Linked DNA regions of Homo sapiens: region 1 is linked to region 2. The links are chromatin loops, found by intact Hi-C in ENCODE. Cell type or tissue: heart right ventricle. All regions are shown on one strand. Each heading gives the region's core, and the rest is flanking DNA. Links, peaks and the distances in the headings are about the cores only. Region 1 has its middle 54 kb from the start of DMAC1. Region 2 overlaps LOC105375971 (a long non-coding RNA gene).

Region 1 (15,541 bases), core at 4,844-8,843, 56 kb after region 2:
TAGAAGTTCAGTAACTTGTCCAAGATCATACAACTTATAAGTTGAGGAAATGGGATTTGAATCCCAGGATGTCTATGCTTAGACAACTTCAATGCAGTAGTGTCACTTCCATAAACCTCCTAAGTAGTAATAATATGAGAAATAAATTATACCAAGCTCTAGACACAGAGCTAGGTGCAAACTAGGTGCTTTCCATAAATGCCAGTTTCTTCAGATCATCTACTATTCTCCAAGTCATCAAAAAAGGCATATATTCCAAATTTTAAAGTTTAATTTGAGCTGATTCCCCTAACATCCATCACCTCTTGGGCTCTATAAAAAGAAGATATGATCATGAGCTTATTCCATCCAATTAAGCAAGTAATCTGAGTTTCTAAAAATTCTTGACTCAGGGAGATGGAGATCCTGACCATACATTTTCCTTCCTTTATTCTCCACTTCATCCTGAAAGCAGCATGGAGTTACAAGACAGGACATATGACATTCCAGCTGCCTTACTGTAACACTACTTCATCTTCGAAATTCATGTTCCAGCCAAATGCAGCGTGATAACAAGAATGATATTTAATGGTAGTATATTAAACAAGCTCCCAATGTTTCATTAAAACTGGTCAGAAAGTCATATTAATTTCCCCTTATGAAGGCATTCTTATGAACTTCCCTTGCTGTCTCTTTTTTGTTACATACACATACAGTTTCAAGTATTATGTTCCTCCAATTTTCTTTCTAATGCTCTTGCAACTATTTGCCTGCTTACTGTCCACATTTACACACAATGTTTTGCAAATATTTATTTCCCCATTTGCCTCCCTCACAGAAATGTGCTCACCTTGATGGAAGGCACTGTGTCATGTTCATCTGTGTATCCCCACCACTTAGCACAGAGCAGGACACAAGTAATGGCTAAATGAATGTTAGCTGAATGAATGAATCAATCAATGAATTTGACCAAGAGTGACTCCTTAGAGACCTCCAATTTGGGTCAATCATCAATTCTATTGACATTCTTTACTTCTGTTGCTGAGAGCACCGCAGCCATGAAAATACATCTGTTTGTCCTTCTGCCTCAGAAATATTATGCCTTTTCTTCATATTATTGTGCTGAAATTTCTTCTTTCAAGCATGTTATCAACTTCCTTTCCTTTACTTTACTTTCTGATTTGCTTTCAGCAAATGAATGAAAGCAAGAAGCTGGTTCAAAAGAGTTCAAACTCTTAATGTGTTGCTCACAGTGCTGCTGGAAATCACAGGCTGTGCCTCAGTGTAGTCCTCTGCAAATAAGCATCTAACTACTACAGAAGTCCATGCATATGCCATTTTAAGGCTTTAAATCAGAACAACAAGGAACAGACTTTTTTTTTAATCTATTCAGTTCCCCCCAAAAAGGTCTGAGGTTGAATTGAAGCGTGTTGATGATTTTGGTTCAACATCTGCAGTCCTGACTTTGGGGCCTGGGTAAATAGACAGAGGGCATTGAGAAAGCAATCCTGCCTGTTGTACTTTCAACCTAACAATATATTTTTGTGACTAAATGCTTTGTGCATGCAGCCATTGAGTGAAAGGGTGTGTGTGTGTGTGTGTTTAGTTGAAATATGGATGTTTTATTTCATTCTGCTTCAATGTAAAAGCAGCTCTCTGAATTGCCTCGGGGTGCTTTTCAAATTCCCTGTGATAGCAACCAGTTGGAATTATATGCGCTCATTTTCTAAATTCTGCAAAGAAAATTGTTGAATTCTCTGTGACATTTACCATAACTCTGTAAATTTATGCTGCTTTCTTTTCCCCTTCTCCCACCTCTACCCCCTTTTCAAAAGCATACTTCTCCTCTTGGCTCCATCTCCTCGAGTGTTAAATGCTTTTTGAAATCATTCATTTTTATTATCAGCCATCTTGTTCTGTTTTATTTGCCACAGAATTATTCCACAGTCTAGGCTGATTCTTGGCTGTAAAAAGAGAATACTATTATTTGAGCTGGGATTCTGTCTCATATGTGTTAAGTTTAGTTCAACAATATCAAAATCCTACCCAGATGGATAAAATTCACTCTGAAGTCCTAAAGTAAAAGAAATGTAGTGCATGGAATCCAAAAATCTGGTTTGCTCTTGATTACCCACTTAAACAGTTTCCTTGGCTCTCTATTACCTTAACAGGGTCTCTCATACAGCAGAGTGTCTTAAAATCCCTCAGAGAGATTGTAAAAACTGTGGATTGCGCATGTGCTACTCTCAGAGATCTGTTTCAAGAAGTCTGGGTTAGGGCCCCAGAATCTGCATTTCTAAGTGTTCTCCTGGTGAATTAGATGTAGGAGGCACAGGGAACACATTTTGAAAAGCACGGACTACTGGGTGAAATCCAAACTCTTTAACATGACCAACACCTTTTATCAGCTATCCCTTCTCTATCACTCTCCTCTCATTGCCTGACATGGCCCTAAATGTCCACTGTCCATCTTTGCTGATCTTGCCACCCCTCATGACATTCTCATGCCCTTATCACTTCTTCACCTTTGAATGTGCCAGAATGCCCTTTCATTCCAATCCAGGGGATACCTACTCATTCTTAAAGATGTATTTTCTTACGTCTCCTTCTTTGTAGAGCCAAGGCTAAGTCAGTCACTTTCTATTTTGTGAATGAATGAATGAATGAATACATGAATGAATCAATGACCACCTATCAAATACCTGGTAAATGCTAAACAGTTAAATATATGCAATCTCATTTACCTCTCCCAATCCTACAAAGACCATTTATTCTTCTCATTTTACAGATGAAGACACTGAATGTTGGAGATGATAAGTGACCTTTTCAAAGTTTTAGAACTGTTAGTTACTAGAACAGAGAATCAAACTCAGCTTCAAAAACTCCACGTCCAAGACTCTTTTTCCTCCCCTTCACGGCCTTTCATTACACTTGCTCTCCGAGTTTCCTTATCACTTTATTTATGAGTAATTGTGACCCTAATCACACTGTTTCTTTATAGGCTTCCCCTACCTACTAGATGGTATCTTCTTCAAGGTCAGATGTCAAGCTCTCTGCCCAACAGCTAACAGTAGACATGCATAACGTTAGTCTATTGACTGAATGAATGATGCACTGAACAAATGCAAGCCTGTATTTCTGAGCACTTACTGTGGTAAATTTTTGGCACTTTGGGGCTACTCAATATGCATTCTCCTTTATAATAGCACCCTGATTTGTACTGGGACAATACCTTTACATACATATACATACCTTCACTGTATGTAATTTTGTAGGGTGAATAATTCTAGGCAAATCTCTTACACGGAAGAACCAGGAAAAGTTTTGCACAAGTGACTCAAGTACATTCATTTCAGCAAAGGCGTCAGTGGTGCCCTTCCAGACAATTCAGGTTATGAGATAACAGCAGGGGTTTCTACCTTCTGTTTTCTGGAGTTTTGCTGGTTCCCATCTGTCCTCAATCCCATCCTCCAGCATCCCAGAGTCCCTGTGAATCCTCCATTCTGAGGTAATAAATTCCCTTTTATTAGACAAAAACTATTTCTGTTGCTTGCAGTCAAGAATCATAATGGATCTGACTATTATTCAGAAAAGCCATTTTAGCTTTCCTTACTGCACAGTATGATTTTTACAAGCAACCAAAACCTACGGAATCAAACTAAATAGGTAAAAATTGTGTGTTACTCTTAGGACTTGAGCTGTAATAAGCAACCTTTAACATCAAAATGCTTTTAAGGTCTTGTTTTGAGTTGATTATTCATGCTGACCCTTCTTAGAAGAAGCAGAGTCTTTACTCACATTATATGACACAGGCCATTTATGATGTCCAGAGGCAATGTAAATTTGTGATTCATATGTATAAATGGCAACAGTGGTCCCTAAGTTTGACATCATTTACCCAAAGGGAACAATAAGATTTTATGAGTTTTTGCTAATATTTGCTTACTCGCAGATGTGATTAGACAAGGGCAAGTGTTTTCTTAGTACAGAGACTCTGTTGAGGATACAATGTATTGGACTACATGACATAATAATAGTAACAAAAGATTACGCAGATTAATATACTTTGAAAGGGAGTATTTAAATCTTTGGATGAAAACCTGAGACTTGAAAGGTGTTTTGCTGGTGCATAAATTAAGAGAATAAACTATTTTCAATAAACCAAATGGCTAATAAAAGCTCTCAAAGCAGAGGATATTCACTCATTCATTCTCTCAACCAATATTTATTGACCACTCGCTGTGTGCTAGGTGCTGGGAATGAAAAGATGAACAAAGCATAGTCCTACAGAGGAGGAAATGTCTTATCTGAGTCTAGATAGATGAACAGGATTGTTTCAGCTCACATAGTTTGGTACATGGGAATTGTTCTATTTTTTAGTCAATAATCCATCAAAAGTATATAGCTTCTTCCCTGAGCCCATTACTATTTTAAGGTTTTTGACTCAAGTGATAGGCACATCGAAGACCCCTAAATCATGGTTCTTGACCTAGAGAAGCTTAGGGTCCATTTAGAAAGATAATGCTGAAACTTTATAGAACAAAAGAGAATGGTCTAAGACAATCCATAACTCAGTAACAGATTGAGTAGCATAGGCTGCAAGTGGTGTAAGAGTTCACAGAAGTGAAGTTAGTATGTACTGTTATGGTTGGGGAAGGCATCGTGAAGGACACGGGGTGTAAGGTAGAACTGAAAGAAAAAAAAAAGTCTCAGACTGGAAAGAAACTTAGTGATATCTCAGGCACCTCCACATCCATGACCTGCATCCTCTCTCCCAATTTTACAAATTAAGAATCTGAAACTCAAGAAGGTTAAGTGATTTGTACAAATGTAAACAGCCAATGAGTTACAGATGCAAGATTGGGCTCTCAATCTTAAAAGATTTTGATAGGAATATAAGAAAAAGAAGTTGTTGAGATTGTGCTGGGGAGTAGCGGGAAATAAGAATGAAAAGGTGACACATCCCAGATGACTATGGAGGACTTTGAAAGCAGATACAATGGCTAAGAGTTAAGGTTTTAGGAAGAGAGATACAACTGGAAAATTCTCAGCATATAGCAGTCTTACCAATTTGGGAAGGGGAATTGTTTTGGAAAGATAGGCAGAAAGAGGAGATTAATTTTAGACAAATTGAATTAAGGTCATGTCAACAGATTAGCAAGTAAGTATTTAGCTCTTTTCCTCATATATTTTATTTTAACATCAACACTTAACAATGTCTAGGAGGCCTGGTAATATTTGCAGATTGCTTAATGTTTTCTTTCAATCCAAATTTTTTTTTTTTTCCCTCCGAGACAGAGTCCTCCTCTTGCCCAGGCTGGAGTGCGGTGACATGATCTTGGCTCACTACAACCTCTGCTTCCCAGGTTCAAGCAATTCACCTGCCTCAGCTCTCTGAGTAGCTGGGATTACAGGTGCCTTCTATCACACCCAGCTACTTTTTGTATTTTTAGTAGAAATGGGGTTTCACCATGTTGGCCAGGCTGGTCTCGAACTCCTTGGCCTCAGGTGATCTGCCCGCCTCAGCCTCCCAAAGTGCTAGGATTACAGGCGTGAGCCACTGCACCTGTCCTCAATCCAACTTTTTAATGTTCAAAGCCTTCTTTTTTAGAAATCCAACCACAGTAAGTATATAGCCATCATTAAATAAAAGAATATGATAGGATTGATGCGGAAGTGAGGAGGAGTCACAAGAAAAAATGCCTTGAAAAACCAAGTCTTGGTGTGAGTTCTAATAAAATGCAGTGAGCTTAGAAGAAGGGTCAAGTAATACATCTTTAATTACAAAAAACTGCATTATATTCAATAAACATATGTACATGTTTAACTGAATTAAGACGTCATTTATTGGAAGACATACTATCATTTAATGTATCATTAAAGAAAGAAAAATTACTACTGGTAAAAATATGACACAATATTATGATGCTATTGATTCAGATACACATCAATTTTGGAAATATTAAAATATGAAAAAGTGAAAATGTTAGAATCAGTGAAATACCATGAGGGCTTAGTGTTAATTAAATCACAACCCATCAGTTTGTGTGTTTCTCTTAGCAACCCCTATAAACTGTGTTAGAAAAACAGGCTTCTATGGGGGAACAAGATATGGTTTACCTGTGACAGACATAAGAATAAATCCCAGGCATGTTCCTTAATAGACCAGTGACTTTGGAGCAAGTTACTAAATTTCTCTGCATTTTGTTTCTACATAAGTAAAACAGGAATTTATTACTGCTACCTTACAATCTATTATAAGGATGAAAATGACATATGTAAAATACCTATCATAACATCATCACCTTATAAATAGTGTTCAAAATTGTCACTTAATGGATTATTTTTACATTATATAATGCTCACAAACTATAAAAAAAATCTAAGAAAACAAGTTAATTTTTAAAATTAGATATTTGACACAAGATAGCCCACACTAAGGCCTTTATAAGTATATCCCAGTTTTAGAACATTAGAATGCTAAAATTTGGAGTAAAAAAACATAAATAAGGATAATCATGCACATCATCAAAAGAATTTTTGATTCATAGCAAGTGTAATTTTAGGATTATTTTAAGTAGCATTGCTTCCCTCCATCAAAGTTTATTTAAAATATTATGAGTCCCACTAATGTTTGATTTAAACAAAAGTTTTAAAAGCATATCTCTTTAAATAAAAAGAGGTGAATCTTAAAATTAATGGGCATAGAGTTGCAAAACAGGAGCAGGATCATAGAAAGGAAAAGAGAAAGTTTTTGATGGAAACAGACCAAGGCTTGAAAGTGGACTCTGAAGCTTACTACCTCGTCATCTTAGACAAGTTAACCACGCCCAACCTCAGTAAACTCATCTGTAAAGTGAAAATAATAATAGTCCCTATGACACATGGTTGTTGCATGGATTCGAATTCGAGTGAAATAAAACATATGAAATGTAGACACAGTGCCAGATACATATTACAGGCTCAATAAAAGATTAAATAACAGTTCATTCTTTGTTTATATTTTGACCTCTGAATCCCAGAAGAGATTGAACCTAAAGGTGTGTCTGCTCATAATTAATGTTTTTTTAAGATGTTGCTGTTAGTGATTTTTCCAATGTCAGGTGCACAATAATTCTACAATACTCTTCCATTTATGGCTCTTTGTGTTTCTCAGTCCTTATTTGATGATTTCTCTTGATTTTTTGGGGGGAGATGATTCCCTGTTTAAGTTGCTTGGGGGCTGCGGGTGGGGGGCAAGCTAAAAGAGGCAATGCCCTGATGATACCTATCTATCTGCGCCAGAGAAAGAGACCAAAAACAAGGAGCATAGATTTCTCTGTGGTAGGTACACCTTACATCAGCTTTTGATAGGACTCTCAGTTCCATCAACGTACCTAGCTAGCCTCCAGCATTAACAGAGTTGGGTTTCTAGTAAAGAAGCCAAAAGATCAAATTTTTCACAATCTTATGGAGAATTGGTCATAATGGCTTGTTGAATAAATAGCCATTTGGATGCATAGATGGGTGATAGATAAATGGATGGATGTGACAGACTCTCTCTTTTGACCAAACTTGAGTCAGGCTCTTCTGAACCCCCTACTCTACAGGCCTGACCTTGGGCTTCCCTCTCTGTTGAACCCAGTTTGAGCAAGAACCTTGCTAAGCCACTTTAGTAAGAATCTCCCACCTTTGGTACCTGTTTTCATTCTCCACCCCAGTATCTTATCACCCTGGGTTGCCCTCAGCAAGAATTCTGTTGAGTCAGTCTAGCAATAATTTCCCTCATCTCTGATGTTTCCTCTTACCAATTGTCTATCTATTGACCTCATCATGCTACTTGGCTACAAATCCACATTTGTCCTTTATGGATGCAGTCAAGCCCAATTTCTCTTCTCCATTGCAAGACCTCATTGCAGTGGACCTCACTGCAGACCCCTTTAATTAATGTCTTCCTTATCATCTTTAATAAGTGCCATAAATAATTTTTTCTTTAATAGATGGAAAGGTAAGTATGAATTTAAAGTTAAAATAGCAATGTCTGGAAGTTTATTAAAGAAATTTCTTATATCTTCCTGTAAGTGACAAGTTTTGTGTTTGCCCTCAAAACTTAGAAACCTCAAAAATGCATTTATTCTTGGGAAAAATGCATTCCTATTCAAAGGGAATAGTCAGAATAAGTTTTATTTGGATTTAATTTGTATTTACTTGATGATATTCTTCTTGTAAGAGGTAAGAGAGGAAGAATAAATCACTCGAGTGCATAGTTCATAAACATACTAGGCACCTGGCCTACTATAAGCATTCATGTATTACTTAATTTGCCACACAATGGGAAATCCAATACTTTTTTGCAAGAAGGTCCCTTACATCTAGCAGCAAACCACTTCAGCATCAGAGTCAAACCATACTTAAGAAAGCAAAACTCACAGATGCATATAAAATCAAGAGATCCCAAGGACATGCTATGGTTTTCAGTAGGGAAAACCATCTTCCCCAATCCACTAGCAAGTGAATTCCAGTAAGGATAGCAACTGGCTATAGGTTTGAAGTGAAACATAAGTGTTTCAAAGGAGTGCATTGGCCAAAGTAAGTGAAAGACTCTCACTACATAATAACTTACTGTTGATTGCATTTGAGAATATCAACAGGCACAATGCAAAGCATACTTGTGATGGTTAATATTTAGTGTCAACTTGATTGGATTGAAGCATGCAAACTATTGTTCCTGGGTGTGTCTGTGACTGTGTTGTCAAAGGAGACTAACATTTGAGTCAGTGGGCCGGGAGAGGGAGACTCACCCTCAATCTGAGAGGGCACCATCTAATCAGCTGTCAGCGTGGCCAGAATAAAGTAGGCAGAAGAAGTTGGGAGGACTGGACCTGCTGAGTCTTCTGGCCTTCATATTTCTCCTATGCTGGATGCTTCCTGCCCTCGAACATCAGACTCCAAGTTCTTCAGCTTTTGGACTCTTGGACAAAAAAGGTAAAGTGATGTACAGGAATCGGAAGTGAGGTACAGAAACAGCAAGATTGCTTATAGCTTGGTGTTTGCCTTATTTGAACGCAGTTTGAACACTCAGCAGTCTATGAGTGGTTGAAGTATGGCCACTGGGATTGGCCAACACTCAGCTATTGTTACAGATGCACACTATTAAATTAGGTTTTCAATTTTGTCTGACTATTAAGCTAGGTTACAGTTCACCCACAAGGCCTCAAATATAGAAGTACAGAGTCCTTCTCAGGCCATATTTAGTTTGCTTTAACAATTCCCCCCTTTTGGTCATTTTCTCAATTTTGAAAGATTGACCAAAACCGTAGTCATTGATGTTCCTATCACTATCATACATGCACTTATATGGTTTTGAAACCCACTGGGAGACAGTAGAACAGTGGGTTTTGCAAGGAGGGAATAAGGACTGAGTAGAGGGTTCCTCCCTACGCTGGAACATCCTGTTTACAGGAGGAAAAAACAAAACCTGGCTTGTTCTAAGATCTATGTATTTTCTTGAAGCCTTAGTTTGGTTATGTCACATTTAGCATGAGTGACTCCATTTTAGTTTGGTTTGGTTTGTTGGGGCCTACCGCATAAGCTTAGTCCAAAATAATGGCCAATTTTGTTTAAGAAAAATTCCCCCTTTTTGGCCAGGTTCTCACTTAGGTGACAGTGTGACCAAAACTTAGGGCCTTAGCACCACTCTCAGTTACCATCATTTTGGGTTTCCAGTCTCAGTGTGTCATTCATAGGTTTCGGTGTCCTTATGGTCACACATTTCTTTCAGCTTTTATCATTCAAGTTGAAGACAGACCATTTGACATTCTAGGGATGGCTGCATGCAAACATTTAAAGTCTTTGAGAGAATACAGCACACCAGGGAGACTATTATTATGACTATCGGGAAGATAATACCAAGAGTTTGGAGTATGCTCCTTACCCAGTGTCCCCATAAACCAAACCATGTAAAATTAAATAAAGAATGAGCTAGATGAAGAGTCTACTCACTTGACTAAGTGGTCTTTTCATGAATCCACCATAACTGAATTTTTATAATCTACATTTGATGCATTTCTCTACAGACCGTAAGTGTCATCAGCTACACAGGTACTTCTCTGTCTAATCAATTATATTATTTAGCGTAACTTTCACAAGAGAATTTAATTTCTGTTGTATAAGGATAGCCTTTAAAGTAGAATTTTCTGTAAAACCTATTATGAGGGAGACATTCTAATCATTGCCTGTTTTATTCTAAACCATGGAAAAAGGACCTAACAAACGATGTCCTTCTAGAAGAGTGAAGGCCTCCTGGCAATGTTCTCTTTAATCTGTGATGTGGGTTAAGAGAAGTTTTGACTGACTATGAGGCAATGTATATACCGCTAAAGTTTCTCACCTATCTTGGGCCTTCATCTTTTATCTATTAAAGTATAAGGTTATTCATGTATAACGCTAGCTGCAAAATCCTTCACAAATAAAAGTATACCCTATAAATTGCTCATAGAGGCATAAACAAAAAAAAAAATTCAAAGATAAGAGTCTCATAGCAGTAGATGTTTTGATCTGTGATCTTGGGAAAAGTTGTTCACATCAAGGATGCCATCTTCTTCTGGGGAGAAACTTTCCTGGTTAGTTTTCCTTAAAGGCTCCAAAGGGTGTACAGTTCCAGGAGTGTGGAGGAACCTTTCTCAGTTGTGAGATTATGAACCCAAGGTTCAAGTCTCCAAAGTTTTGCTGTAGTGTGGAAGGAAAGGACAGTCTTTCTCTGAGGTTCTCAGAAGATCTAATCTTTGAGTTTTAGATTGTGAAGGGATTGTCCTCAGTGAACCATAAAAAGATTTCTTTAGCCTGGTGAAATTTCACTGTAGCATAATAATCTACCGTTGCTACAACATCAACCCTTTTGCATGGGAAAACTTCTATACAACCAGAAAACATGCATTGAAAATGATAATTGAATGAAATCCCTCTGTAAATGTTTAAATAGCCCATCAGGCAGCCAAATGTACCTGAAGCTTTGATTGTCTTTCCAGGAATATGGAAACAAATATTGGTTTTAACCTATTTCCACAATTTATAAGTCACCACGTCAATATATTCAGCTTGGATTATTTTATCTTTCCCATGATGAGTCATGGAATGCAGAACCTTTAGTAACAAAAGCTTTAAGGACTCAGGAAGGACAAGACAGCTGTCCTGGTTCTTCATGAGTCCATGCTTAACATTAGACTTATGTCCTCTTGACTACCAGTTGTTTCTCCAATGTAGGTGCATAGCATTGATCATAGGTAATTTGACTTAGACCATGGAATGCATTCAAATTGTTTATTTAACAATTTTAGTGTTGGCTGATTTAGCATGATAATCTAGAGCTTGACTTTGAAAGGTTTGTTAAATACCAAAGGTTTAAAACATTGTATATTACAAAATAGAATCTTAGGTTACCATAAGTCATTCATTTAGCCAAAATGATAACTCAAAAATTTTTAAAAGGAAAAAACATTATTTTGATAGAGAGGAGACTTAGCTTTCCAAACAAGACCCAATGAAGATAGCATGAGGACAACTGACTCTGTCTCCTTTCTTTCCTTTCCTCCTCTTTTGCTTTTGTAGTTTACTTAAAAGGTAAAAAAAAAAAAAAAAACCTTTCATTATCTTTTAATATTACATAAAAATCCTTTTTAAAAGAGAAAAACAAATTTTATGTTTTCATTAGTATATTTTAACGTTAAAGCTAGTTTTAACATTTTATAAATCTATTCAGTTTTAATTAGTTTGACCATAAGGTAAGATTTTTATAAACCTCTTATAGCCCTTTACAATCTCTCAGAGCAGAACTAATTTCTAAGAAAACTCTGTTGTGCTTTTATTCCAATGTCCAATTTATGGCAAAAAAAAAAAAAGCCGAATAATGGCATTTTAACTTTTGCCAATATGTTCTCACACAGAATCTCTTACAGTTATTTTTTGTACCACAACTTGTTCAAATCTTTAGCTCTAGTTAATTTAAAACAACCCTTTAACCCTCTAACCTAGGCAAAAATTAACTTTCCCTTACCTTCTTATAATCTTATAATCAAAACACATTTTATTCTCCTTACATACCTTGTATGTAAACTTATTTTTTCAGTAGTCTCAATTACATACGACAATATTAACTCTTAGCAACTTTTCCTTTTGGTAAAAACCTTAGTAGGTAAGGGATTTTCATTGTGTACTATGTGTGGAGCCTAGTCTAGGACATACCAGGCAGAAGTACAGATAGGGGCTGACTCTCCAGCATAGCTAGCAGGTGTGGCTAACTCCACATGTCCCCAGGCCTTATCTAGAATCTAAGGTCTCCAGGGTAGGTAAATTGAACAATTTTCAAAAGCCTAAGAAGCAGTTTATAACCTTAAAGCATTTAGTAAACTTAATATCTGATCTGCATAATTTAGACCAAATGTCTTTATTTTGCCAATAATTTTTAAAACTATCTTTGTTTCCCAAAGATTACTTAAGTCACCTAACTGAAAGGCATTACACTTTTTATCTTGCTTTCAAAATATTTGATGTAAGTGCTTATTTTTGTTTAAGCCAATTAATTAGAGTTCTTTTATATCAACATTACGCACAACACATACGTAATTATACAGACAGATAGACAGAAGAAGATTACTACAGTAGTTGTAAGATTTTTCATTTGTCAGTTTTTAAGTTTCTTAATTGGTTATTTGCTTTATGGTGGAGTCCTTGGAAGAACAGGGCCAAGAAAGGGGTTTCTGGTGCCTCCTGTTTTTACCAAGGAGTCCAGGATGTTAGAGCTTGAATATCTGCTTTTAATTAAGCTGACTCTTAACCATAGCACTCTTTAATTAAGTCCTTTTAAAATTTCTTATTACCTGATTTTAGCCAGGCCAAATGGGCAACATTTCTGGCTTTTAAACTTTACCAAAGATAACCTCCCAGGTGCTCACAGAAAGGAAAATTTAAGATAGTCCATGGAGGAGAAGAGACTAGAGAATGTCACGCCGATATTAAACCAGAAAGGACTTACTTCCTAAGCCGGGAATCAAACCCAGACCACCATTGTGAAAGGGCAAAACTTAGCTACTGAGCCACAGTATATGGCAACCTCCAGTGTACTTCTCAGAAGAAGTCTAGAGTAGCTAATTTTGAGCTTGTAAAGCCTTTTAACTACTCAAGATAATTTTTAGAGCTAACTATGACATAAACCCTAAAATTCCTGTCCCCTTGAAGGCGGAGACCAAAACTATTGCCACATGGTTACAAGGTCAAGCTCCCAAGGACATACAACAAGATGGAGATCCCATCCAGGTTTTTTTGTTTCAGGGACCTGCAGGAAAATTTGTTACTGACCAGCTTGCAGGGCCGTCTTGAGCAGTGAGCTTATGGGGTCCTAAACCCATGTTTTATTTTAAGGTATCCCTTGACATAGAAAAATGAATTTATAGCACAAACACATCAGTTCAAGACTAGCCTCAGAATTCTTTTTCGCATTAATCAAAACTTTACAGAAGAGATAAACAGTGATTTTTACCATTCACCTGTTTGCACAGAGAGACAGAAGCCAGAAATCTGACTGGTAAGATATTCTTACCATTTTGCCAGCATGCCAGGTTTCTGGGTTCTCTTTCCCTGAGCGGCCCTAGTGACTCAGCTGGCCACACTATTGTGCTGGGGGCCAATCCGCATCATAAAGGAAAATTACCTTTTTTTTCATTCTGGCCAAAGCAAAATACATGTGATAAAACATAGACATTAGCCACTCTGCTTAGCACCCAATATCAAACGGGCAAGGCTTAAATCTGCCCTCAGATGGGCCCCTTCATCTTTATTCCAACCTCCAACTAGGAGTTTCAACACGTGGTCTCTGGGCAAGATGGTCACCCTGAGTAATAGAAAAGATGAGAAAGGGAAAGGAGAGAGAGAAAGCATTGCCTATGGCCGGGTGGGGAAGGCGAAATGACCAGGGAGGCCACAGAAAGACTCACCCATTGCAGCGACACTGAAAAGTTCAAGCGGCTGCTTCTCGGTAGCAAAGGGATCTTTTCCAGCAGTCTCATCAGCTCTCATTTCCATTTTAGGGAGGAAAAAGCTCCCCATGTCCCGTGATCCTATACACGCCTAATCCTATCACCCATAGCGGTTAGCAAAGGGCGCAAGGCAGATTATTCCAAAGAGAATAAGCAGTTGACATCCTGTAGGGCCAAACCTGTTCTTAGCTGAAAGGGACTTTACTGAGAGCCCTCATTTTTAAATGTACTTCAATGCATTGTTGTTCATTCAGAACATTCCACTGTAAGTTATCTTTAGTAAGATTTTATAAGATTCTGTAAGACTTCGCTGCCTCCCAGGCCTAAAGTATAAGCCAGAAGGAGCTCAGTTTTCTAGAAATTAAGGATCCCATTTTTTACCTAAAATATTGGCTTTACTCTCAGGTTCTCTTGATTAACTTAGCCAATGATTTTTTTCCTACCTAAGCGGGCAAGAAAAATGAAACAAAAGGGTAGAACACAAAAATCCCTGTGCATTTTATAACCCCTGCAATATTACTGCTTTCCACCAGTTCCTTTCTGGCCCAGTCAGATGTAAGAGGCCTCTAACTGGATCCGAGCCAGTTAATTCCTGGATCAAATCCCTTCCCAGACCCAGTGCAGTTTCTATCGTGACTCCAAACCCAGTTTGGATCAGAAATTTGCTCAAAGAAACTTGGGGAGCTCAAAACACAAATCCATGGAGCTCCAAAATCCAAGGGGGAGCTTACCCACAAGTCCCAGCTGCTCTGAGAGATCAATGGACATAAGTGAGTCCTGCAGGTACGTTGCGTGTTCACTCAGTGCTCCTGGGTGACGCTGGAAGCTCCACTTCGGATCTCGCTTCTGACACCATCTGATAAAAGAAAAACTTCAGCTGAATTAAATTTAAAGGAGTTTAATTGAGCAACGAACAATTCGTGATTCGGGAAGCCCTCAGAATCAGAGCAAATTCACAGAGACTCCAGGAGTGCCTCGTGGTCAGGACAAATTTATAGACAAAAAGGAGGTAAAGTGACATACAGGGATCAAAAGTGAGGTAGAGAAACAGTGAAATTGGTTACAGCTCGTCGTTTGCCTTATTTGAATGTATTTTGAACACTCAGCAGTCTATGAGTGGTTGAAGTATGGCTGCTGGGATTGGCCAACACTCAGCTATTGTTACAGGTGCATACTATTGAGTTAGGTTTTCAATTTTATCTGACTCTTAAGCTAGGTTACAGTTCATCCACAAGGCCTCAGATATAGAAGTACAGAGTCCTTCTCAGGCCATAGTTAGTTTGCTTTAACAACTTACACCAGTCAGGGGCTCTCGGGCCTTTGGCCACAGACTAAAGGCTGCACTATAGGCTTCTCTACTTTCGAGGTTTTGAGGTTTGGGGACTCGAACTGGCTTCCTTGCTCCTCAGCTTGCAGACAGCCTATTGTGGGAATTCACCTTGTGATCGTGTGAATCAATACTCCTTAATAAACTCCCCTTCATATATACATCTATCCTGTTAGTCCTGTCTCTCTGGAGAACCCTGACTAATACAGTACCCAAAAATACATTA
Region 2 (15,541 bases), core at 6,720-10,719:
TCTGACTTGTAGCTAAGCAAGCTCATACTGCTAGGGAAGGACGCACTCCAGCAAGGAAACAGAGAGGAGCAGGCATTTAAAGTGGGAAGCATTCCACGGGGTACCTGAAACTGCCCACCATAGGGACAAAGAATTCAGAAGTGAGGCCTGGGGACATGCCACATGGTATCAACAGAGTCAGCTAGGGTTTCTTTTCATTCGCTCTCTTGCTTTACTTCTTGCTCACAAAGCAACTCTGTGATTGTCATACGGCTTCCTAAATGTTACAGGGAGAGGGTGGTTTGGGCCTGAGGCCTCCAGCCTTGTCATCCATCTGTGGCTTTCAATGCATAGGAATCGATGAATATTCTGCTCTTTTATATTGGCCATGGGAGCTCATCAATGTAACTGCTCCTAAGAAATGTACTTACTTTTAGGGTGCTGACAATGTATGTGTCTGGACCAGTAAGACTGTGGAACAGGCCTCCAGACAGTGCCAAGATGCTGTTACAAAGAACGGTATCCTCTGGAGCTTCCTGAGAGATAGCAGGCTTTCTCCTCACAGCCCTGCAACTTGGAATGATATTTCAATGGTTGAGTTGCATTTCCCCTATTTCGGATTTTTACACCCTTTATTTTCCAGATGAGCAAGTTGAATTTCTGGTGTGGACACTGCCCCACAAAAAGCTCGTTTTGTGTGAATTATTAGGTAAAGGCTTTGACTTTAAACCTTAAATCATTCTTAGCTTAATGAAAAGCACCTGGTAATTATATATTCATTTATATTTACAGAGTGGGGTCTTGGATTGATTCAGAGGGAGCTCACATTTCTTAGCAGAGTTTAATTAGCAACAGAAAAAGCATGAGGCTTCTTTCTTTAAGAGCTGTGTCTAACTCTAGTAGCTACTACAAAGCGCTCTGGGGTACGGTGTGAAATCAAAATGTTTTGTCTTCTTCTTGGAATGGGTAACTGAGGAGCTAGAGAAAGCTATGCTTTAATGCATAAAAATGCTTGAGTTATAGTTTTAAAATTTGATTAGGGTATGTGTTACCCTAGGTTCTTCAAGAAGCAGATCTACTTTTCCTATTTCACTTGCCTTGCCTCCTTCACACTGTTGCAGGTTTTACCCCCAAAGTACTCCCTCCATAAATTATCTGGCAAGAATCCTAAGACAAGCTCTGAAACAGGTGAGCCTGGGAGGCTCTGAGGTAGTGCCTAAGAGGGAAATGATGTAGACTGAAAGAACAAATGAGTTATTTTCACTAGGGGACCTGGTCTAACAGAAATAATTTCACATAGACATATTGGTGACAGTTTCCTGTCACTTTAAACTATAAATATTATATATACCAGTTTGCTAAACTTTCAGTTCTTAGTGTTAAGAACCCTAAATTTTATTCATAGAATAAAATGATTAATATGCTACTAGCTACTGCACAACTTCTCTTAGGCGGCAACTTTCAAGCAAGAGTCTCTAACGGCATGTCCATCTTTTTGCTGTGATTTGCTGGCAAGCAAACTTCACTGGCTAATTTTAATTAGAATCGTAGAATTTTATAGCTGGAACAAATTTTAGGGATCATGTAGTCCAACTCTCTTAGGTCATGAACAAACAGAAGCCAACAAAATCCAATTATTGCCCAGGGTCATTCAGCTACCAAATGGCAGAATAGGGATAATAATCCATTCTCACAGGCACAAAATCCAACAGTGTTTCCACTGAACCACATTATCTGTCCTTTACCAAACTTTATATTTTTCAGACGGAAGACAAATAAAGAGTATCCAACTGTTTCATTCATTACTCATTGAGTCATATCATTGGCTTTATAAATGAGTTACATTAGTATTTGCTTTCATCTAGTAATGAGTTTGTAATGTTAAATTATAAACTCATCCTCTGTTCTTTTTCTTTTTCTGTCTGTATAAGCTTCAGCCAATTACTACAAATAACAAAAAACATATGACTATCCACTGGAGGGAAGAGCTTACAGGCTGAACCACCGATATTGTGTTATTTCAGTTAAGATATGGCTGGAAGTTGCCTGAACTAGACTAAATGAACTCACTTCCAATAAGGCTTAGGTTGTCTCTAAATGAAATCAATGTTATCGATAGAAATATTGTTGCACACATATGTCCACATATACCTTGTTGTCCTTTGCCTTGAAAGATTTAATTATACAGAATAAAAAAGAAATCTTGCAGAGCCTAGCCATTTCCCTGTGATCTAACAAGATCAGTTTCCTTTCTCTTAATTATAGCTATTTGAGCACAGTGACCTTTATACCCATTAGGTTGATCTTCAAACACAAGCAGACCTGCCAGTCTTGAAAGATTACAAACCCTAAAGCCACTGGACATTTGTTTCTTATTGAATTTTTTGTCTCAGTTTGCAACAAAAGTGAGACCACCTAAAGGAAAGGTTTCTGTCTTAAGTGATATAATTTGGCTACTGGGAATTTACATTAGATTCCCTTCTGTAATGAACAGTTTTATACCAAAAGGGAGAATATTCCCCCTCAGGTGTCCAGGGCTAATGATGTAATCTTCTCCCTAATGAAATAAGGGCAGTGACTGCCATTTCCCAGTTCATAGTACGTCTTAAAAACCCAGTACTGTTGTTTACTTCCACTGAACATCTGGGAAGGAGGGATAAAGTCACAGTTGAGAAAGGTCCCTTTATCCTTTTAAGCTCTAGAAAAGAGAGCCTTCAATGGCTTCGATTTTCTGCCTGGTTATTTCGGCAGTTCCTCTGTTGAAAAATCTCAACCCCACATTAAATTGAAGATGGTTTATCATTATTTTCAAACCTCCCAAATGATCCATTACTAACATCTAACATCCAATTCAATCTAAGAGTGATAGTTATGTTAATAAGTTATATGTGCCTGAAGGACACATAGAATTTGGTGTGGTTCTACTGAGAGCCCTCTCCTAAGTTGCAGACTGCCAACTTCTCATTCTCATTGCATCCTCACATGGAGGAGAGAGAGAGAAAAGCAGGTCTCTTATGTCTTCTTTTTTTTTTTTTTTTTGAGACAGAGTCTCATTCTTTCCTTCAGGTGAGAATGCATTGGCACAATCATAGCTTACTGCAGCCTTGAACTCCTGGGCTCTAGTGATCCTCTGGCCTAGGCCTCCAGAGTAGCTGGGACTACAGGCTCACATCACCATATGCAGCTAATTTTTTTTTATTTTTTGTAGAGACAAGGGTCTCACTATGCTTCCCAGGCTGGACTCAAACTCCTAGCCTCAAGTGATCCTCTCGTATCAGCCTCCCAAAGTGTTTGGATTACAGGTGTGAGCCACCATGCCTGGCCTCTCACATTTTTTCATAAGAGCAGTGATCCCATTCATGAATGCTCCACGCTCATAAGCAAATTGCTTCCCAAAGGCTTCACCTCCGAAAATTACCACATTGGGAGTAGGATTTTAACATATAAATTTTGAGGGTACACAAACATTCAGTCCATTGCACCCTCTATAGACATCATGCTAATTTATATTTCCCTCAACAATGGATGGAAGTATCATTTTCTCCACACTATTTCCAATAGATTATTATAGTATTTTTTAACAATCTGATAAGTGAAAAGCGTACCTGCTACTCTTACTTTGTATTTATTATGAGACATGTTTAAATGATATTCGTGTTTGCACTCCTTAATTGTTAATTCATCAGTTTTTCACCATTTTTCTATTTATTGTGGCTCTTTACATATTCATTAAAGAGACCGAATGTCGTATGTACCCAAAGAATATTTTTGTATAGAGTATCTCCACTTCTGCAACATCAAAAGTTGATAAAGTAGTTTTGTTTCCCACAAAGTACTAGCTTATAATGGAATTCTACTATGTCCATAGTTACATAACAGCAGTAAGCCAAAGTATGGATTATTTCTGTTTATTCTTCCATTGTCAAATCAGCATTTCCCAAAATTTATTCAATGGAATGTTAGATATATATAATTCATAAAAAGGGGGCAGATGGAGTAAAATAAGAAATACTCTAGAGACAAATAATCTTGATTTAAACATAGTTAAATGAAATTATTTCTTTAAGGATTAATCAAAGTCTTAATGTGCTACATTTTTATGAAATGACCATAGTATAAATGTTCCAAAATTATTTGCCTGCAATATTGCACTAGTATTCTGCTGAACACATTTTGGGAGGTAGTCCTCTAAAGACTTTTACTTCGATTATGACTATTATTAAATTGTTTGCTTTGTAACAAGCCTTGAATTTTACAAGTAACGGTAAATACTTTTCATGCTATTATTCCTCATAATTAAATTGTAAGTTCTGACAATAAATCATTACCTGGTAACATCATTCATTTGTGCTATGGTTTTCATGTATGTGTCCCTCCAGAATTCATAATTTAGAACTTAAACCTCAAGGGGATGGTATTAAGACATGGGGCCGTTGGAAGGTGGGGCCTTTGGGCAGGCCATAAAGGCTCAACCCTCATGGATGGGATTTGTGTCCTTACAAAAGGGCTAGAGGGAATGAGTTCATCCTTTTTGCTTTTCTGTCTTTCTCCATATGAGGACCAGCAACAAGGCACCATCTTTGAAGCAAGAAACAGTCCCTTGCCAGACATCAAATCTGCTAGCACCTTACTCTTGGACTTCCACAACTGTGAACAATATATTCCACAAGAATGAACAAGTTACCCATTCTAAGATATTTTGCTAGAGCAGCCCAAACAGACTACAACAGTTTGATTTTCTAGTTATTCTTTCACAACACGGATATTAAATGGTGACCTGCCTCCATACACATATGTTTGCATGTTGGAGTGTGTTATGACCTCTGCATAGATCTGAATACATCTACTGTTTCCTCAGTAGTTCATGCTTATGGAATTCTTATGGGACCTGTGGAGACAAACACAAATCAGAAAGGAATGTGGGAGCTCACTGTTTTGAAATTAAGCACCAAAAATACTCCATCAGGTGCCTTGCGTAAAATATTTGTATGTCTTATCAATGTCACCTTCAGTGTTATAGCCGGAGTATTTCTTAATTACATTATCTGATTTTCACTGTAGCCCTGGGAAGTGGGTCATTGCCCCCATTTGGCAGATAATGACACAGATACAGGAAAGGTGACATGCCCAAAGCATCAGTGCTAGATAGTGACTGAGCTAGAGCTGACACTCAGGCACCTGAATCTGTCACCAGAACCTGCACCCTGTAGACACAGTTATACCCTCTTTGAAGCTAAGCTGAAGTGAATAAGACCACGTGTTAGAATAGTCACAGTCACCCACTGCTTCTAATCAGATACATTTATGTTTCCTTTCTGGATTCTAAATCACCAGGGAATACTAAAAGTATAGAAATATCTAATATATACTTATAAAACCCTCCATTGGGGGAATCTGAATCCACTTGAGCAGGAATGGGAGACACCTGTGAAGCTATCACATGAGCGCTCTGAGAAGAGTGGATTGGTAGAACTAGTCCAGGCTTTGGAATTCACAAACCTGGGGTTGGATTTTGGGCTTGCTCATTCCTGACTCTGTGGCCTCTGGTAAGTTACCAAACCTCTCTGTTCTGAGTTTATTTTTCTGTGGAGTAAAAACAGTTTTCTCACAGGCTTGTAATGAATATCCAATGAGGTGACTTTTTGCAGTGAGTCAATTTTCACCATGAGGTACTTTTCATAATGCATGGCTCCCAGAAAGCACAGAGTCACAGGACACAAAAAGTAAACTTCAACAGGTAGTCTAGAGCAGGGGTCTCAAATCCCTGGGCCATGGACTGACAGGCGCCCGTGGTCTGTTAGGAACCGGGCCACACAGCAGAAGGTGAGTGGCGGGTAAAGGAGTACTACTGACTGAGCTCTGCCTCCTGTGAGATCAGCTGTGGCAGTAGATTCTCATAGGAGTGTGAACCCTATTGTGAACTGCACATGCGAGGGATCTAAGCTTGTATGCTCCTTATGAGAATGTAATGCCTGATGATCTGAGGTGGGACAGTTTTATCCTAAAACGATCCCCCTCCCACCACCCACCCACAATGTCCATAGAAAAATTGTCTTCCATGAAACTGGTCCCTGGTGCCAAATAGGTTTGAGACTACTGGTCTAGAGATTCCTGATTTCATTTTCACTTCTACATTGAGCCACAGAACTAAGTTATCCCTCTTGGGCCCAGTGTTAATAAATGCAGCTCAGAGAGGAGAGATAATGAATCCCTTCCATCCAAGTGCTTCTTCAACTCTTTGTGGTAATAAGTTTATAAATACTGTTATGAAAAAAATGCACAGAACTTTTCCCACAATGTCTGGGGGGACATGGGCTCCTACAAACCCTCCATGGTTCTTCAAAGGAAGCATAGGGACTCTTGCATGGGAGAAACATTAGTGGTAAAATAGGTCACTCGGCTCTTTCTCTCTTTCATGGAAATATACGCTATCTTTTCTTTTCCTTTTCTTTCTTGTTTTTTTTTTTAATGTTTTAAAGTTTTCCTTTTAGGAAAAACACTTTAACAAGCGCAGGGTGACTTGGCCCACTTTGATCTGTCACACCCTTGGGGGCATCTGCCTTTCCCATCCTGACACAGGGACTCAGCTCACTTGTCTAGTGACTGGGAGAGTATCAGGGCTGTCATCCTCTGCCAAAGCTCCCATAATCTGTTCAGATGCATGGCACGCTTTGATAACTTTTAACCTCTGTTATTTCATGTGTCCCACATAAGCGGTCATTAACTCTCATCACCAGAATGTCAGGAAGAGGGTGGTGCTTGCAGAACCTTCCTTGTAATATTGTGGGATGGGAAGACTGCTGTACAGGAGATCTATTCCACTGGGGAACAATGAGTCAATTTATTTGAAAAATTCTCACAAACAGAATCTGGTATAACTAAATAGCAGTCTGTAACACTAGACAAATGTTCATTTACTTCTGCCTTTGAGGCCAATATTAAAACTAAGAATTTTGTTTCACAACAACATGGGATATTTCACAGTTCTTGATTGTTCTCAGCTTCCCATTTGCCAAGATAGGTCAGAAGAGTCTTTTTTTTAAAACATTTCTCCCTCTGAGTTAAGACTGTAGAAAAGCCCCAGGGGCTTACATGTCCCAAGACATTGGAGAGAGTCCTGGGCCCAAGGCTACCATGGCCACTGCAGAAATCCATGAGTCCATTCAAAAGCAGGCTGGACACAAAATCTACACTAAAGGCTTCTGAGGTCTGGCTGTTTTCTGCTTAAACACTTTACAGTATCTTCAGAAACACAATGCTAGTCTCTTTTTTTTCCCTGCAGTGGACAAGAGGTGTAGGGGGAAGAAGATACTTTTTGGGTCACCAAGTGTGACTACAACAGCAAACAAACAAAACAAAACAACAAGACTCAACGTTACATATGTAGCAGCTTTTCGTATCACCTTATCAGGATGACTATTGACCACCTGGCAAGAGACTATTCCCTTTCTCTTGGGACTCTACGGAAATGTCCTGACCCATTTGAACCACTTCTCAAACTGGGGGGACAAGACACTGACAGAGTCTGTGATTGTCAAGGACCTGAGAAGATACTGTTTTCTGGAGAAATTATAGAAATATCTCCAATCACTTGGTATTTGATAGACTCCATTATTTGAGTTCTATTAATACATTTGTTTGGACTGCAGGAAGAGCTTATTCTTTCCATTCTCACCATGCCCCCATAGCATATTAATATTTATAATAATATTTTAAAGTGTCTTATACCTGTTTGTTTTATTTTTATTTTTTCATGTGGGCCACTAATACATAGAAAATTACTGCTAAATAAATGCTCTTTGGAAACGACAAATCACTAAAGTACTAAAAACAATGTTGTATTGTGGCAGGGATTGCAACTGCTGTGATTATTGCAGTATCTTATATTATACCTAATCCTTCTGTTAAGTTTCCATTTGACAGCTGAGCAAAAGAGGAAAGAATGAGTGATAGATATTGGATCTTCAGCAGAAACTGCACAATCTTGAGAATTGAAGGTTAGAAGCCAACAGACCTTGGTCCTAATGAAAGTGTCCTTGACAATGGCCCCATATCTCAGTTTCTCCACCCTGAGAAGATTAATGGCATAGCAGCTCTGACATGTTATGAGGGCAAGTTTGAAATATCTGTGGTTCTCCTTTCCTTAATACTTCTCTCATTTCCTTCCAGTTTCCATTGAGTGACAACCAAGGAAGGACCCTAAGAGACAGGGAGGACAGGGGTTGGGGTGGAGGTGACATTGCTTTTCCTTCTTTCATACTCTGATTTCTGCTTTACCCTTTCATTATCTTCTTTTCTCTGGTATTGCTCTCTTCTTTGTGCACCCCGTATGTCTCACAAGTACTTTCTCATGTTACCGGTATCACGCACAAACATTCTTATGTGGCCTCTTCCTCTACTCTACTGGAATACTTCTAACCATCATTTTATTTTATTTTCATACAAGAGGGCTTGGAATGTGGTGGTTTAAATAAGAATGAGAGGCTAGTACCGGAATTTACTGAGTGACTAGTTAAGTGTGTGTATTTATTTCCTAGGGAATGCCACAAACCAGAGGCTTAAAACAACAGACATTTATTCTCTCACAGATCTGGAGAGCAGAGTCCGAAATCAAAGTGTTGGCAGCACGGCACTTCCTCTGGAGGCTCTAGAGGAAAAGCCTTCCTTGTTTCTTCCAGCTTCATGTGGTTGTCAGCATTTCCTGCAGCTGCATCAATCCAGTCTCCCTAATCTCTCCAATCTCTGCCTCTGTCTTCACATGACCTTCTCCTCTACTCTCTGTGTCCATGTGTCAACAAGAACACTTGTCACTGGATGTATGGCCCACCCAGATAGATCAGGATAATCTCATTTTGAGATTCTTCCATCTGCAAGACCTTATTTTCCAAATAAGGTCACATTTCCAGGTTCTGACATGTGGACAAGTGTTTGTGTGGGGCTACTACTCCCAACCCAAAGCAATGTGTATTTACAATTCACAAAATCTGTTAGGTAGGCAATAGAAACTCCAGTTTACAGATGAGAAAACTAAGGTCCAGGATGGTTAAGTAACTTGGTAGGAAGTAGTGAAACCCAGAATTCAAGTTTAGGTCAATGTGACATCAAAGTTTACTAAACTATATCTAAAAAATATACCAGTTCTCTCACCATTAATCTTCTTTGTGGAATCCAAAGGTAGACACAAAACTACCCCGAAAAAAGGGAGATGTTAATATATCTAGTAAATACAAAGTATTCTCTAACTTAATACATTTTCTTTCACTTTCTGCTACAATGGACTTTCCAGATATAGCTTCATATATTAAAAAGAAAAAGCCAAAATCTTAATTTACCAAAAAGTCTCTATTAAAAGTAAAAATGGCATGAAAGTAGGTATTAAATTTCTGACATAGGATCGGGAGAAAAAAAGGTAACTGTGACTCTTCGTTATTGTACATTAAAAACACTGACGTCCATGACCTCAGATGTATTCTCTGCTGAATGGAATTTGGAAATCAAAGGACTTCAGCCAACCGGCTCAATTTTTCTGTATTAAAGGAGGACACACTGGCAGTTTTTCAGCAAACAATCCAATATTTCCACTGACCTTCTGAACATTTCCACATGGATATCCTGACATCACTTCAAATTCAACTCCAGCATCGTTTTTCTTCCAACATTGCTATTTCTACCTCTTTCTGTTCCTGTCATCATGTTCCCATTTACCAAGTTAAAAATTCTTTGCCTCATGGGATTTTGTTGCTCATTTCTACCTGCATTTCTTTATTCCCCAAATGTTTTGAATATTTCTTCTGGGCCAAACACCATGCTGGGCACTGGAGATAAAAATCTCCAAAAACACAGACATAATAGTGCCCTTCTGGGAGTTGATAGTCTAGAAAGGAAAACTGACACTGAGCACACAATGACAAATTTGAATCTTGATATAAAAGGGAAAGCAAAGGTTGCAAATAGGAGAACGTTGTTGGAGAATCAAATTCATTTCTTTCTCCTCTGCCCTGCTCTTTTTTAAGTCCTTATCATACCTGACCTTTTTTTTTTTAAACTAAGGATCATCCCAAAACCTCTATTCTATTCATGTGTAAATTTATTTGGCTATGGATTCTATTCTTTTTAAAAAAAATTATTTCCACAGGTTTATGGGGAACAGGTGGTTCTTGGTTACATGAGTAAGTTCTTTAGTGGTGATTTGTGAGATTTTGGCGCACTCATCATTCAAGCAGTATACACTGAGCCCAATTTGTAGTCTTTTATCCGTCACCCCCTTCCCACCCTTTCCCCAAGAGTCCCCAAAGTCCATTGTATCATTATTATGCTTTTGCATCCTCATAGTTTAGCTTCTACTTATGAGTGAGAACATACAATGTTTGGTTTTCCATTCCTGAGTTACTTCACTTAGAATAATACTGACTTCCCGAGGTAAGCGCTCTGTCTTTAGTCCAACCTCCTGTGATCCATCCTCCAGGCTACTCTGTCCTGAAACTTCCCATGCTTCCCCTAATCATATGTTACTCTCCTCTGACAAGCTTTCAATGACACCCTTTTGCTTACAGACTCTAATCTTTTATGTGGCATTTAAGACTTTTCTTTATGTGAACTCAATCCCTTTCAATCCTGAATAGAGATTTTAAGGAAGTTGGGGAAGAGGCTTAGAGTTCTCCCTTATATTGGGGGCTTGGTATTTCTCTATAGCAAGCCCTATTAGCCCCACGAAACTTTTGCAACAGTCAACCTGCCCACTCATTAATCTAGCCTAAGATATCTGACTCATCCCAAATCCTGAACATTTATTCAAATTATTGTCCCAAGTATGCCCCCTTTCCTCTTCCCTATCTCTCAAAATGCTATCCCTGCTTCAAAGACCATTACTCTAAAACCTCCCTGACCCCAAGGTCTTTATCTCTTTTCCCTGAAATCAACACATTCACTGTCACACCTTTGGGTAAGGGAGTTCAGCTGGCTTCTAGGATGTTATTCTACTGTGTATGCAACTATGCCATATCTCCCCAGTGAGAATGTGGGCTTCTGAAGAAGGACTAGTACGGTAGCCAGTGTTTCTTTGCCACCTGCACCTTCCAATGAGTAAGCAGCCAATATTTTATATAATCATAGAGCTTTAGAGCTTTAGAGCTGGGGCCTGAGCATAACGAAGCCAGCAAAGTAAAGGATATGCAGCTGGTTAGTGGTATGAGTCAGACCAGAATCTCTTGCTAATGGACAATGCTCTTTTTGACTAATGAATGAATGAATGCAACAAATAAATGAATACAATGAGAAAAAAAGTTTTATTCTTACTGAGCTACTTCAGGCAGTGTTAAGCCTTTTCTAAACCATTGTATTGCTCTACAGATGTTGTGGTTTCTACAGGCACATGGCAATAACCATAGGTATTCAATTTGAGTTCTGTTACCCATCTTGACATCACTGCTGCAGCTGTTGACTCCTCCCACCCACCGCCTACCTCCCATTCACACTCTGATTTATTCTTGGCTGTAAGTAGGGAACTTGAATTCAAAGCTGTCAGTTCAATTTTCCATGCCTGAGATTTGTGGTGTAGAAACATGGGGAGACACAAACCCACACTCTATCTATGTGTGAGGTAGGATATTGTGTGAGATAACAAAGGCAGTCGGAAGATGATCGCCTGATATCTCTTGCCTTTGAGACAGCTAGGGTTGGTTGCAATATTTTACTGGACTTATGAGCTGTCAGTCAGGAACACAGAGGTGGGACAGGGGCACCCCAGGAAATCAAAGCAAATTCAATTATTATCTATCTGCTGACAATGGCAAAACCATTTCATTCCTCAGCTCTTCACAGAATGGGTTGGGGGAATGAAGGCTGTGGAGAAATTAAAAGCGTGAACATTTTTAATGAGTGCAATTATTGAATCATCAGTCACACAGTCCATCTGTTTCAGAGCATTCCATTGACTGGTGAAATTCTAAAATACTGCATTGCATTTTCACATTCATGTAATCACATAAATGTTTTTTAAGGAACAGCTAATGATATTCATATATCCTGCTTATCCCTTCTATAACTCAGCATTCTCCTTTTGTCTGTTTCATTTTATTAGTCACTAATTTCACATTCTGACATCAACTTGGTGGGAATTTGTTGGCAACTGCATGAGTAAGAGGCTGCCCAGTGACATTAAATAGTGTGTTATGGAATATTCATTTGTAGAAATAAACTAATGCAAAATTTATCTCAAAGGTCCTGTTTAGCCTGGAGTTTTGAGAGCAAAATGAACTTGGTTTCAGGGCAAAGAGAGAGAACTCATTTTTAAAGTCTTTTTCCAGAGATGACTAAGCTACTGAGGAGAGAGGTGAAGTAATGACAGTGTGTCAGTGAGAAAACTGGGTTTGCTGGGGATGGCTCAGATGCCTTTGCAAATTAGAGCTTTGGGAGAGGAAGGATGAAGATGGAATTTGGGGGAAAACAACTATAACCAAGGAATGGTATGCGGAAAAACTGTAAGACTGCAGTGGTTCAGGTTTGTTAAGAGTTGAATTGTGTCCCTCAGAGAGCAATGTGGAAGTCCTAATCCCCAGTACCCATGAATACGACCTTATTTAGAAATAGGCCTGTGTGACTGGGTGTGGTGGCTCACGCCTGTAATCCCAGCACTTTGGGAGGCCGAGGCGGGCTGATCACAAGGTCAGGAGACCGAGAACATCTTGGCCAACATGGTGAAACCCCATCTCTAATAAAAATACAAAAATTAGCCGGGTGTGGTGGCAGCGCCTGTAGTCCCAGCTACTCTGGAGGCTGAGGCAGGAGAATCACTTGAACCTGGGAGGCAGAGGTTGCAGTGAGTTGAGATCATGCCACTGCACTCCAGCCTGGGCAACAAGAGTGAAACTCCAACTCAAAAAAAAAAAAAAAAAAAAAAAAAAAAAAAAAAAGAAAGAAATAGGCCTTTTCAGATATAATCAAGTTAAGGTAAGTTTATTGAGGTAAGCTTTTAATCTAAAGTGTCTCGTGTCCTCGTAAGGTGGAAAGACACAGATGCACAGGGACAGCAGCATGTGACAGCAGAAGCAGAGACTGAAGTGATGCAGCTGCAAAACAAGTGACTCTTGGGGCTACCGGAAACTTGAAGAGACAAGGAAGGATATCCCATTGTGTACACAGAACACATTTCCTTTATCCATTCATTAGTCGATGGACACTTAGGTTGCTTCCATATACAATGGAACACAATACAGCCTTTTACAAGGAAGAAAATTCTGTTATTTGCCACAAATGGATGAACCTGCTAAGTGAAATAAGCCAGGTGTGGAAAAACCAATACCACATGATCTTACTTATATGTGGAGTCTAAAACAATTGAACTCATAGAATTAGAGAGTAGAATGGTGGTGACCAGAGGCTAGGGAGGTGAGGTAGAGATGGATAAAGGGGAGATGTTGATCAAAGGGTAAAATTTTCAGTTAGACAGAGGGAATAAATGTTAGCCATCTGTTACACAGAATGGTGACTATAATTAATAATAATGTATGGCATATTTCAGAATTGGTAAAGGAATAGATTTTAAATTGTTCTCATCACAAAAAATAGTAAGTATCTAAGGTGATGGCTATGTTAATTAGCTCAATTTTATCATTCTACAATGGAAATCTATATCAAAGCATCATATTGTTCCCCATAAATCTATACAATTATTGTCAATTGAAAATAAAATTTTTATAAAATACAGTGAAGGATCCTCCCTTAGAGACTTAGGTTATTCTCCTGCCTGATACCTTAATTTCAGACTTCTTTCATTCAGAACAGTAAAACAATAGCTTACTATTGTTTTGAGTCACCCAGTTTGTAGCACAGTACTTTGTTACAACAACCCTAGGAATCTCATACAAGGCATAAAGACAGTTGCTGTGATTTAGATCTCTACATAACACACATTGATCAAACAGCTGACCTTCTGTGCCTCACACTGGGCTCAGCACTACAAAGCTGGTTAAGGAGTCATGGTTCCTTTGCTTTGCTCAGAAGGTTAAACTAACGCTGGTGTTATGTCTCTCAGCCTGTCCAGGCACACGAATGCCTTCTATTTTGTTGTTGATCACTGCATTGCCTTTCAGGAAAATTTACTGGTCTCTTATATGATAGTATCACCTGAGAACACCAATTCAGTTGAGACTATAGGTTTGAAAAGTTTTTGAAAAAAAGTCACCAGAAAGGACACAATAGTAAGAATATCCAGTTGCAAGCTAAGGTTCTCAGAGGGCACTTAGAGCTGCAAGTGAATACACTGTTTGCTTAGAGATAGTTGTCTGCACACATGGTGGTTGAGTGGGGGGCCAGGCTGCCTGGGTTCATACTGAAGCTCCCCACCTACTGCCTTCGGTGAGTTACTTAATCTCTTTGTGGCTCAGTTTCTCCTTAATCTCTTTGTGGCTCAGTTTCTCATCTACATTTGCCTTAACACTTTCTTGGAAAAAATAAGTAGTTAATCAATACAAATTACTTAGACTAGTACTTGGCCCATAGTAAATGCTCCATACATGTTAACTATTATTTTATATATAAGCATTTCTGAGTGTTTATAAATAGATTTCTATATCAAAGTTATAAGTAAAATAATTTTCTAGGAAAATATGTTTTGGGGACTAGAATTTTTTGCATGCTGATGCATCTTTCTATCCACCAGAGATTCTTATGGGATAGGAAAACACAAAATCACTTTGAAAATAAGTATTGGTGTTATTCAATGAGTTTTATAACATCCAGCAATCTAGTAGTCTGGAAAGAACAAAAACGGAGAAGAGGAAGGGGACAAGAAAGCAAATAGGCTTAATGAAGAAGTGTGGGTATGGATGTGTACATTTTGTGTGTGTCTATGTGTATGTGTTTAGGGAGTTAGAAGTGGGGAGATAGACTTCATCATAGAGAGAGATGGATACATTTTTACTGTTTCCCTCTGTATCTCTCTGGAACTTAACTGATTCCATTAATTTTCTATACGATGACCAGAAAACCAATAAGTTGAGCCTACTTTTTCAAATCATGGTAGTAATTATATAGAGTGAATTGCACAAATATTAAGTGTAGAGCTCAAGAACATTTTGAAATATCTTAATAATCAATTGCCAGATCAAGATATATAACATTTCTATCATTCCAGAAAAGTTCTCTTGTACTTCTTTTAGGTCAATAGCACTTTAGAGCGAGATGCCTAAATGTATAATTAGCATTATATAAATGAAATTGTGTGTACTATTTTGTGACTTTTATTTTTAGCTCAACATAATGTTTTGAATCTATATTGCGGCATGTATGAGTAGTTCATTCCTTTTCAATGCTCAGTAGTATTCTATTATATGATTATACTATACATTGCATATCCTTTCTTTTCTTCATGGACATTTGGGTTGTTTCTTATTTTCATGGTTCCAAACCCAAATAAGAAGGATTAATTCAGTGGTCTTCAAAATTTTTTAATCAGTAGAACTGTTTTTTTAGCTGAAATCTATGTGAAAGTGCAGCATATATAAAATATATGAAACAAATCTCTTCTAGATAAAAATTGGAGATTTGGAGACGCTGACTCCTA

Evidence for each region. A loop is a pair of places that touch in the nucleus more often than their neighbours do. Peaks named below come from ENCODE experiments on the same cell type or tissue, not always from the same donor. Only the 100,000 strongest peaks of a DNase experiment are listed, where the experiment ranks them.
Region 1: it touches region 2 in a loop (4-fold over the local background); 1 of 110 quality-filtered maps calls a loop at or near these places.

Annotation. Positions count from the first base shown.
Region 1 is chr9:7,846,239-7,861,779 of GRCh38, reverse strand. No RefSeq gene overlaps it. Among named protein-coding and RNA genes, the nearest start is that of DMAC1, 54 kb to the right of the region's middle. In heart right ventricle, for the core only: no CTCF peak of the experiment used is centred there; no DNase peak of the experiment used is centred there.
Region 2 is chr9:7,903,738-7,919,278 of GRCh38, reverse strand. LOC105375971 (a long non-coding RNA gene) reads left to right here. Exons shown (of 5, transcript XR_929463.3): 5 at 4,538-4,735. Among named protein-coding and RNA genes, the nearest start is that of DMAC1, 110 kb to the right of the region's middle. In heart right ventricle, for the core only: no CTCF peak of the experiment used is centred there; a DNase peak (open chromatin) is centred at 8,637.